Regions from separate parts of the Homo sapiens genome. Here region 2 is linked to region 1. Evidence: read pairs that join two places in POLR2A ChIA-PET (ENCODE). Cell type or tissue: PC-9. All regions are shown on one strand. Region 1 has its middle 88 kb from the start of LINC02181. Region 2 has its middle 30 kb from the start of LINC02181.

The links. Peaks named below come from ENCODE experiments on the same cell type or tissue, not always from the same donor. Only the 100,000 strongest peaks of a DNase experiment are listed, where the experiment ranks them.
Region 2: POLR2A ChIA-PET joins it to region 1 with 9 read pairs; 2 of 35 experiments call an interaction of 5 or more read pairs at or near these places.

Annotation. Positions count from the first base shown.
Region 1 is chr16:87,143,841-87,147,840 of GRCh38, forward strand. No RefSeq gene overlaps it. Among named protein-coding and RNA genes, the nearest start is that of LINC02181, 88 kb to the left of the region's middle. In PC-9, no CTCF peak of the experiment used is centred here; a DNase peak (open chromatin) is centred at 1,771; H3K27ac peaks cover 441 bases.
Region 2 is chr16:87,025,326-87,029,325 of GRCh38, forward strand. No RefSeq gene overlaps it. Among named protein-coding and RNA genes, the nearest start is that of LINC02181, 30 kb to the right of the region's middle. RefSeq lists enhancers at 3,191-3,691, 3,692-4,000. In PC-9, no CTCF peak of the experiment used is centred here; no DNase peak of the experiment used is centred here; H3K27me3 peaks cover 4,000 bases.

The DNA of each region.
Region 1 (4,000 bases):
AGGGTGTGAGCAGCATTGGGCCCCTCTCAGGCCTGGCCGGTGGGCGTCCCCCATCCTTTGGGCCTCACTGTGCCCTACCTGCCCGCACCTCCCAGAGCCCTGGCTCATCTGCTCCTGGGTCTGTGCCAGCTGTTCCTGGGAAGTGACCTGGGAGGCTGCAGACTCATGGGACCTGGCAGTGGCCAAGAACAACAAGGGCTTCATGGGGGCCGCTGGCAGACGATGAGGCACAGGCAAGGCGTGGGCCCCGTGGGGTGCCCTTGACCCTCTTACATGGGCCAAATTCACACCCAAGCCCTGCAGGCTCTGAGACGGTGTGGCTCGCCTTCTCGCTACATTCAGGAATCTGGCTCATTCTGCCTTTTTGGGCTCTGGACATCCTGGCCCCAAGCCACCACTGCATCCTGACCTGGAAACCTCCCCTAGAAGCATCTTCCTTAGGAACAGACATTCTCCAGCAATGGTTCCACAGAAACACGACCTCTGGGATATCTGCGGGCACTACACTACCAAGGGCCTACAGTGCAATGAGTCTGGGAAACGCCGAGTAAAACAAAATGACACGTGTCTTCCCGCAGGCCTTCTCAGAGCATTTACTGCGCCAGCGTGCGTTGTGAATTTCAACCACTGAGAGGGGCACGTGGGATGTAGCATGGCCTCTGCTGATCTGACCCCTGAACTTGGTTATTAATCAGCATCTCATGGACTGATGGTCTGTGTACTTCAGGAAATACAACTTCAGACAGTAATCCTCTCCGCTGGTGTCAGCATGTAACAATCAGAGGCTGTGGGGAGGTTTTCAGTGCCATTCTGTCCTTTCATTTGGAGTTTGCGGGGTTTTCTTAGTCAATCCCATCCACCCTGGCGCTGTATTTTGGCAACTGACCTTTTCAACCCAAATGCAGGACTTATATTGTCTGTACTGATCTGCTTGGATTCCTGTCCCAGTGACTCTGACAGTCATGGCTGGGGCCACATCTGTTCTTAAGAGTGAGTGTTTTCTGGCCTCCAAACGTTCAACCACTTGAGAAAATTTTACAGAGCCCCTCATGTATGCAAGACCCTGGGCAAGGAATTGTCAGGCCGATAGGGGATGCACAGAGGATGTCCCACCCACCGAAGCACAGCAGGTCCCTCTCACTCTGCTTACGCCTTGTGACTATCCCAGCCTATGGGACCTCAACAGTAACTTTGGAAATAACCAGAAGATGTTTCACTAAAGCAAGGAGTTCAATCCCACAAGTCTAAGATCAGGGCCAGCAAATAGAAAGGCAGAGGTGAGGAGCTGCTCACTTTATCAGTTTCAATCACAGGCAGGGGTGAGGAGCTACTGGCATTAGCTCCAGTCACTGGCAGGGGTGAGGAGCTGCTCACTTTATCAGTTTCAATCACAGGCAGGGGTGAGGAGCCACTGGCATTAGCTCCAATCACAGGCAGGGGTGAGAAGCTGCTCACATTCTCAGTTTCAATCACAGGCAGGGGTGAGGAGCTACTGGCATTAGCTCCAGTCACGGGCAGGGGTGAGGTGCTGCTCACATTATCAGTTTCAATCATGGGCAGAGGTGAGGCGCTGCTTGCATTCTCAGCTCTAGTCACCATCCCCGCCCAGTGTTGACGTACAGCGGTGACAATCTGACCCCAAAGCCATTTTGTCCGTCTGGGGTGGGACAGCGACTCCCAGGGCGGCCTCCTCGGGTCCCCTGGAGAACTTCACCCTACCCTCACACTTCCTCCCTGCGCCGATGACTCACTGCCATGTAACAAATGACACCACAGCCAATGGCTGCGGCAGCAGCGGTTTTAGGAGAGCTCCTGAATTCGTGAGTCATCAGCTTGGGCAGGCCCCAGAGGGTGACGCTTCCTTCTTCGGGCCCTCAAGGGATGGGCAGTAAAAGGTTAAGCTGACCCACAGAAGGTCTGACCTTTGCCCTTGGCTCCTGGGGTGTCACCTCTAGGCCCTTGGAGAGTCCTCCCTGGTGTATCTTTGTTTAGCTGGGGCTTTGGCCACCCTGGACAGTCTATGCTAATGATGAGATTCATGGTGGGGCCTTGGACCACGTGGCATCAGCTCGACCTGCAGAGGGGCTGGAGGTTAAGGTCAGTCACATGGTGTCAGCCGTGCCCACGTGACCAAGCCCCAACAAAGACTCTGGACACCGAGGCTGGGGGAGCGTCCCTGGTTGGTAATGCTCTGTGTGTGCCATCACACGCTGTTGTCATGAGGAGTTAATGCTGGCCACGACTCCATGGAGAGGGACAGCTGGAAGCCCTGTGCAAGAAACCCTCCTGGACCTGCACCATGTGTCCCTCTCCTTGACTGAGTTATTTTTATTTTATTTTTTGAGACAGGGTCTCAATCTATCTCCCAGGCTGGAATAGAGGGGTGCAATCACAACTTACTGCAGCCTTGACCTCCCAGGCTCAAGCAATCCTCCCACCTCAGCCTCCCAAGTAGCATGCCACCATGCCTGGCTAATTTTTTTACTTTTTTTTGTAAAGAGAGGCTCTCACTATGTTGCCCAGGCTGGTCTCAAGCAATCCTCCTGCCTCAGCCTCCCAAAGTGCTGGGATTGAGGGCATAGCCACCACGCCCAGCACTCTTGGCCAATTTAAATCTCATCCTGTAATAAACTGTAACTATGAGTAGGGCCATGTTTGGCTTTGATTTCTGTGAGCCCTTCTAGCAAATTATCAAACCTAAGGGTGGACTTGGGGACCCAAAAACTTTGTAGTTGGTATCAGAAGTGACTGTGGTCTGGGAGACTTCAGCTGGTGGGTGCATAGGCCTGGAGGGTCCAAGGTGGCTTTGTTCACATGTCTGGAGTCTGGACAGGTTAGCTGGAAGGCTGGGCTCATCTGGGATTTCAGCCACAACACCTACATGTGGCCCCTTTGGAAGACACTATCAGACTAACTGGACTTCTTACACAGAGGCTGACTTAACCCTGAATAGGTGTCCAAAGGGGAGCCTTCCCAGAGGCAGAAGTGGAAGGGCCTGTCTCTTGAGGCCTGGCTTAGAATCTGGACAGCGTCACTCTGCCACATTCTGTTGGCCCAGCAGTCACGGAGCCCATCCAGACCTGAGGGGAGAAGTGGGAAGAACTCGTAACCCTCCTTTCCCTGCCACACTCACTCCTCTTGCCCTGGGGTTTGCCGAGTCCTCTCATTTCCCACCTGGGCTTTCTCCCCGCTTTCACTGACATGGACTTGGGACAGCCCCCACCCCATCCATGGTGTTATGCCAGGCCCCAAGCCTCAGATCATGGAAAGAGACATGTTCACCTGGACCCTGTGAATGTGGCCTTATTTGGAAAAAGAGTCTTTGCAGATGTAATTCTGTTAAGGATTTTGAGATGAGGTCATGCTTTATTATCCAGGGAGGCCTGAAACTCGATTGCCAGTGTCCTTTTAGGAGACAGGAGAGCAGAGACAGGTAGTTGCAGATGAGGGGTGGCAGGAAGACAGAGCTAAGAGTAAAGTGATCCATCTCCAAGCCAAGGAAGTCCCAGGATGGCCAGCAACACCAGAGGCTATAGAGACAACAGATTCTCCTTCTGACCTCACAAGAGGGCACCAACCCTGACGACACCTGGATTGTAGGTTTCTGGCCTCCAAAACTTGGAGAGAAGAGTGCCTGTTTAAAGCCACCCTGCTTGCGGTCATTTGTTATCATTTCTTATGGCAGCGCTAGGGCACTCACAGGCCTTCTGCAGCACGCTTGGCTCTACCGTCTGAAGCCATCTACCAGGAGCCTGGGATCCCTTCCTGAGTCTTTGAATCAACTTCCATGCCTAATAAGGGCTCTGCCCAGGCCCTCTTGCCCTTGTCCGATGGTTTTACACTGTGGGGATACACTATGAAGAGCCAACATGTTGAAAACTCAACTCCCCATTGGGATTTGAGTCCTAAGTCCTTATCTCTTGCTAAGGAATGAACCCTAAGTCCATGAGAGGGTGGGAGGAGACAGAGATCTTGGAAGCCAGAGTTGCTTCATGAGCAG
Region 2 (4,000 bases), 120 kb before region 1:
ATTGAGGCAAATTAACTCGTCTCATGCCTTGTAAACAGAACTTTTCAATAACCAAAAAGGAAATAAAAACTCTAAATTCATCTCAATCTCATTTTCATGACGGTCACCCATCAAGTGTGGACTACAAATTTGTATTTAAGGCATTTTATTGCCAGGGCAATTCCATTGTCTTTCACATCTATTTTTGTTTTTGATCATTGAGGCAACTAATATTGATTTTCAGGAAACAAATCTACAACAGTTATACCAGCTTTTGTGCTAACTGCAAAGTGAGTGTATCCCAGTTCAGCGTTTCCAAGCAGTGAGGGACACACTTGTGTGACTCAGCCTGAGCTCCTGACATCTGCGGGTTCACAAGAGAATTAATTCTGCAGGAAAAGGCCCCTGCCCTTATTAGATTTTACTTGGCTTTTTAGTAAATCTCATTCACTAACTTAATGAGAAACAAAAGTCATGTGATAAAAAAGTCACAAGCAATAAAATGTTAACTAAATTTATACAGCAGAGGGCTTGAAATTTTCCCTCCATATCAGCAAAACTGAACTCCACAGTGGAAACAGGAATTGCTATAAATGGCCTCAGACCTAAGCATGGGGACCTTTTTTATATTCAGGATGTAGCTTATTCCAGAGAGAGCACACACAATGTAGACATTTGAAGTGCTAGAAATGTGTCTAAATCTTTACTAGTTGGGAGCAGTAATAATAACCCAGATTTATTGCATACGATATATGTGCCAAGCTATCATAACAGCTTTAAACACATTAACTCCTTTAACCTTATAGGGAAGGTTATTATTATGCCCATTTTGCTAATGGCAAAACTGAGGCCCAAAGGGTAAGGGGACTTACCCGAGAGGGACTTATTCTCAGGGAATAATCGGCAGCGATGGGGTCCAACCTCTAAGCCAAGGCTAGAATCTCAGCACAAACATGACCCCCAACACTAAAAAATTAGGGGAGCCTGGCTGGGTGCACTGGCTTACAACTGTAATCCCAGCACTTTGGGAGGCTGAGGCAGGTGGATCACTTGAGGTCAGGAGTTTGAGACCAGCCTGGCCAACATGATAAAATCCTGTCTCTACAAAAGATACAAAATTAGCCGAGCATGGTGGCGCATACCTGTAGTCCCAGCTATTCGCGAGGCTGAGGTAGGAGAATCCCTTGAACCCCAGAGGCGGAGGTTACAGTGAGCTGAGATCGTGCCACCGTACCACCGTACTCCAGCCTGGCGACAGAGTGAGACCCCGATTCAAAAAAAAAAAAAGGGAGCCTGAATTACAGAATAATTCCAAAAGAGGATTGCCATGGAGGAGGAGACAGTGCCTCCCCAGACGGGCGCTGGGACCCCAGCGGCACCACCTGCATCTGAAAGACAAACGCATTTTCAGCCGCCTCCTTCTGATGAGTTTTATCACAGTATTTCTTCTGAATTTCAGTTACCATCCGAGACTGAGGCCTTCAGGCTCCTCAAAAGAGAGCATGGACATTAACATGGAGATGCCTTTGTTCAATATGGAATTCCATGACCTGGCAGGACATTTTCATGCGACAAGTTCACCTTATCCAGTGCAACCCCATCAGCTGCTGCGGTGGGTAGAGGAAAAAAGATGTTTACAATTAGCACGGCCATTGTCTAGATGGAAATTGGTCCTTGTGATAAACGGGCTTAAGTATCATTTGCAGTACACTTGCTAAGACCTGGTCTCACTCCACCATCCCAGGAGCTCTGAGAGGTGGCATCATTATGGTCTCCTGTCCTGGTGGGACAAGCCCGAGGTGGAAGGACATGCCCACACTCAGGCGAGGGCCCTGCGGGGAATCCACACTCAGTGTTACACACACACACACAGCTCTGTCCGCCAAGCTGTTCAGCAAAAGCCCTCCCAGGTCATCTCAGCCAACCAGAGAGAAAAGGGCTCCTGTGTGTCGTCTGCTGCCGTTCCCCAGCCATGGGGTGGACATCTGCTTCTTGCATCCCTCACCTCGATATCCTCTTCCCCAAGGGGCAGTGATGGCTCCTCCACGGCAGGAGGGCCCTGAAGTGGGGACCCCAGCTCCCAGCTGCAGGTCGGGCATGGGGTCCACGTTGGACCCATTGGATCACTTCTTCCCGGACGTCAGCACGGGCATGGCAATCTGTGGAGCCAGCATAGCGATGGCCCTGCCTGTGCAGTCACTGGACTCAGGTGCATAAGGCCTGATGCCGGCCAGGCTCCTACTCCCGGGAGGCAGAAGGGTTAGCTCTTCCTTTGAATCAGCTGGGTCCCAGTATCCTTCCACAGAATAATTGCTTGTTCTTGCTTCTTCGTGTGAAATGGAGAATTAATTGGGACTCCTAGCTGCAAGTACCAGAAACCCATCTCAAACCAGCTTAGCCAAAAAGGCCATTGTTGGCTCCCACAACCAGAAAATCTATGGGGTTGGGTCTGGCCTCAGGTGCACTTGGGTCCAGGGACCTAATGGAAGCCATGCAGAATCTGCCTCTTTCTCTCTCTCTCCACTCCAGCTGTCTTGATTTCGTTCTCAAGTCAAAATGAACCTTGGAAGCGCAGGTCTTCATGGACCATAAGAGTTGGGGGTCCCAGCGAAGGGGGTACAGCTTTCCCCATGGCCCTGGGGAGAGGCTGGGGGGGACGGGTTGGCCTGGATGGTCCCACATCTGCCTGGGGACCTGTTACCATGGATGCGGAAACTCTGGGTATCCAGACCTGGGACATACACTGTCCATGGCCCCAGAAGCAGGGCCAGCCTTCCCAGAGTCACACAGATCACTGTGGAACCAAGAGTTGACTCTCTCAAGGAAGGGAACCTAACAAATGAACCTCCTCTAAAAAGAAGGTTACTCCAGTTATAACTAAAGGGTCCTATCTGAGACTAGTCACACTGACTGCCGCAGTCTAAGTGGTGGAGATCCTGAGATAAGTCAGAGCTCAAGGAAGATGGAGTCGTCACAGAGCTTCCAGAAAAGACGGTCCTTGGAACTTGGATAGCTTGAACGGGAAAGGAGCCGTCTGGGTTCCTGGGGTCTGAAGAAGCCCCACCTCCTGGGTCTGGGGGTGCCTAGTTGGCCTGTGGTAGAAGACGCCACCCAGACCATCCAGAAGGAACACTGCGTCCAGGTTGTGGTCACCCTTTAAGTGGCAAGTAGAGAATCCCACAGAAAACCAAGAGCCGAAGTCCACTGCCTAAAGCAGAGCCTCCCTAGGGAAGGGTGGGTTTCCACATCCTTTGGCAGAGAGAAGACATCAGAGCAAAACCCAATGCCCCGGCTGGGATTGAAGGGCCTGCAGAACAGAATCACAAGGAGAGGGGCTGGATGCCGAATGACAGCTCCGCCCTCGCTGCTATTTGTCCTCCAGAATCCCAGCTGAGAACCCTGGTGCTACCACTCTCCCCAGCATCTCTGTCCACAGACATTTCATTTCTCTCCTATCAAACCATAGGCAGAGAAGGCCACCCCTTGAGAGGACTCAGCTGACAGCTGCAAAACCAGTCTGACTACGGGGCTGGGAGCTCATCTGTGGCCAGCAGGGAGGCTGGGCCCCATCCTGGCCTCTACACCCACATGGTGGCCCTTCCACGCCCCTCTCCTCCCCACTGACCACCACCTGTGGCTCCCCATGGAAAAGGCCCATCCATCGGCATCAGGCAGACTTGCTCAGCACCTCTGGGGGCTCCACCTCAGCCTCTTGGAGGAAGCACCAAGAGGTCGAGGCTCCAGGCCCCCCATCACCTCTCCGCTCTCATCCTCCACCACTCACCTGACTCCAGCCACATCGGCCACCCACTGCCCCCAAGCAGACGCCTCCCCCAAGTGCCCTGGGCCCTCCACTCTTGCCCACCAGCTTCTGCTGAGGCTCCCTCCAGGGCCACACCTGGGACATGTGTGAATCGGGAGCTAATGCCCCCAAAGGCAGCCTCCTTTGCCTTCCCCAAAGGCAAGTGGCCCAGCTTTCTCGCCCTCTGGAGCACAGCACTGAGGTGGTTCAGTATAGACC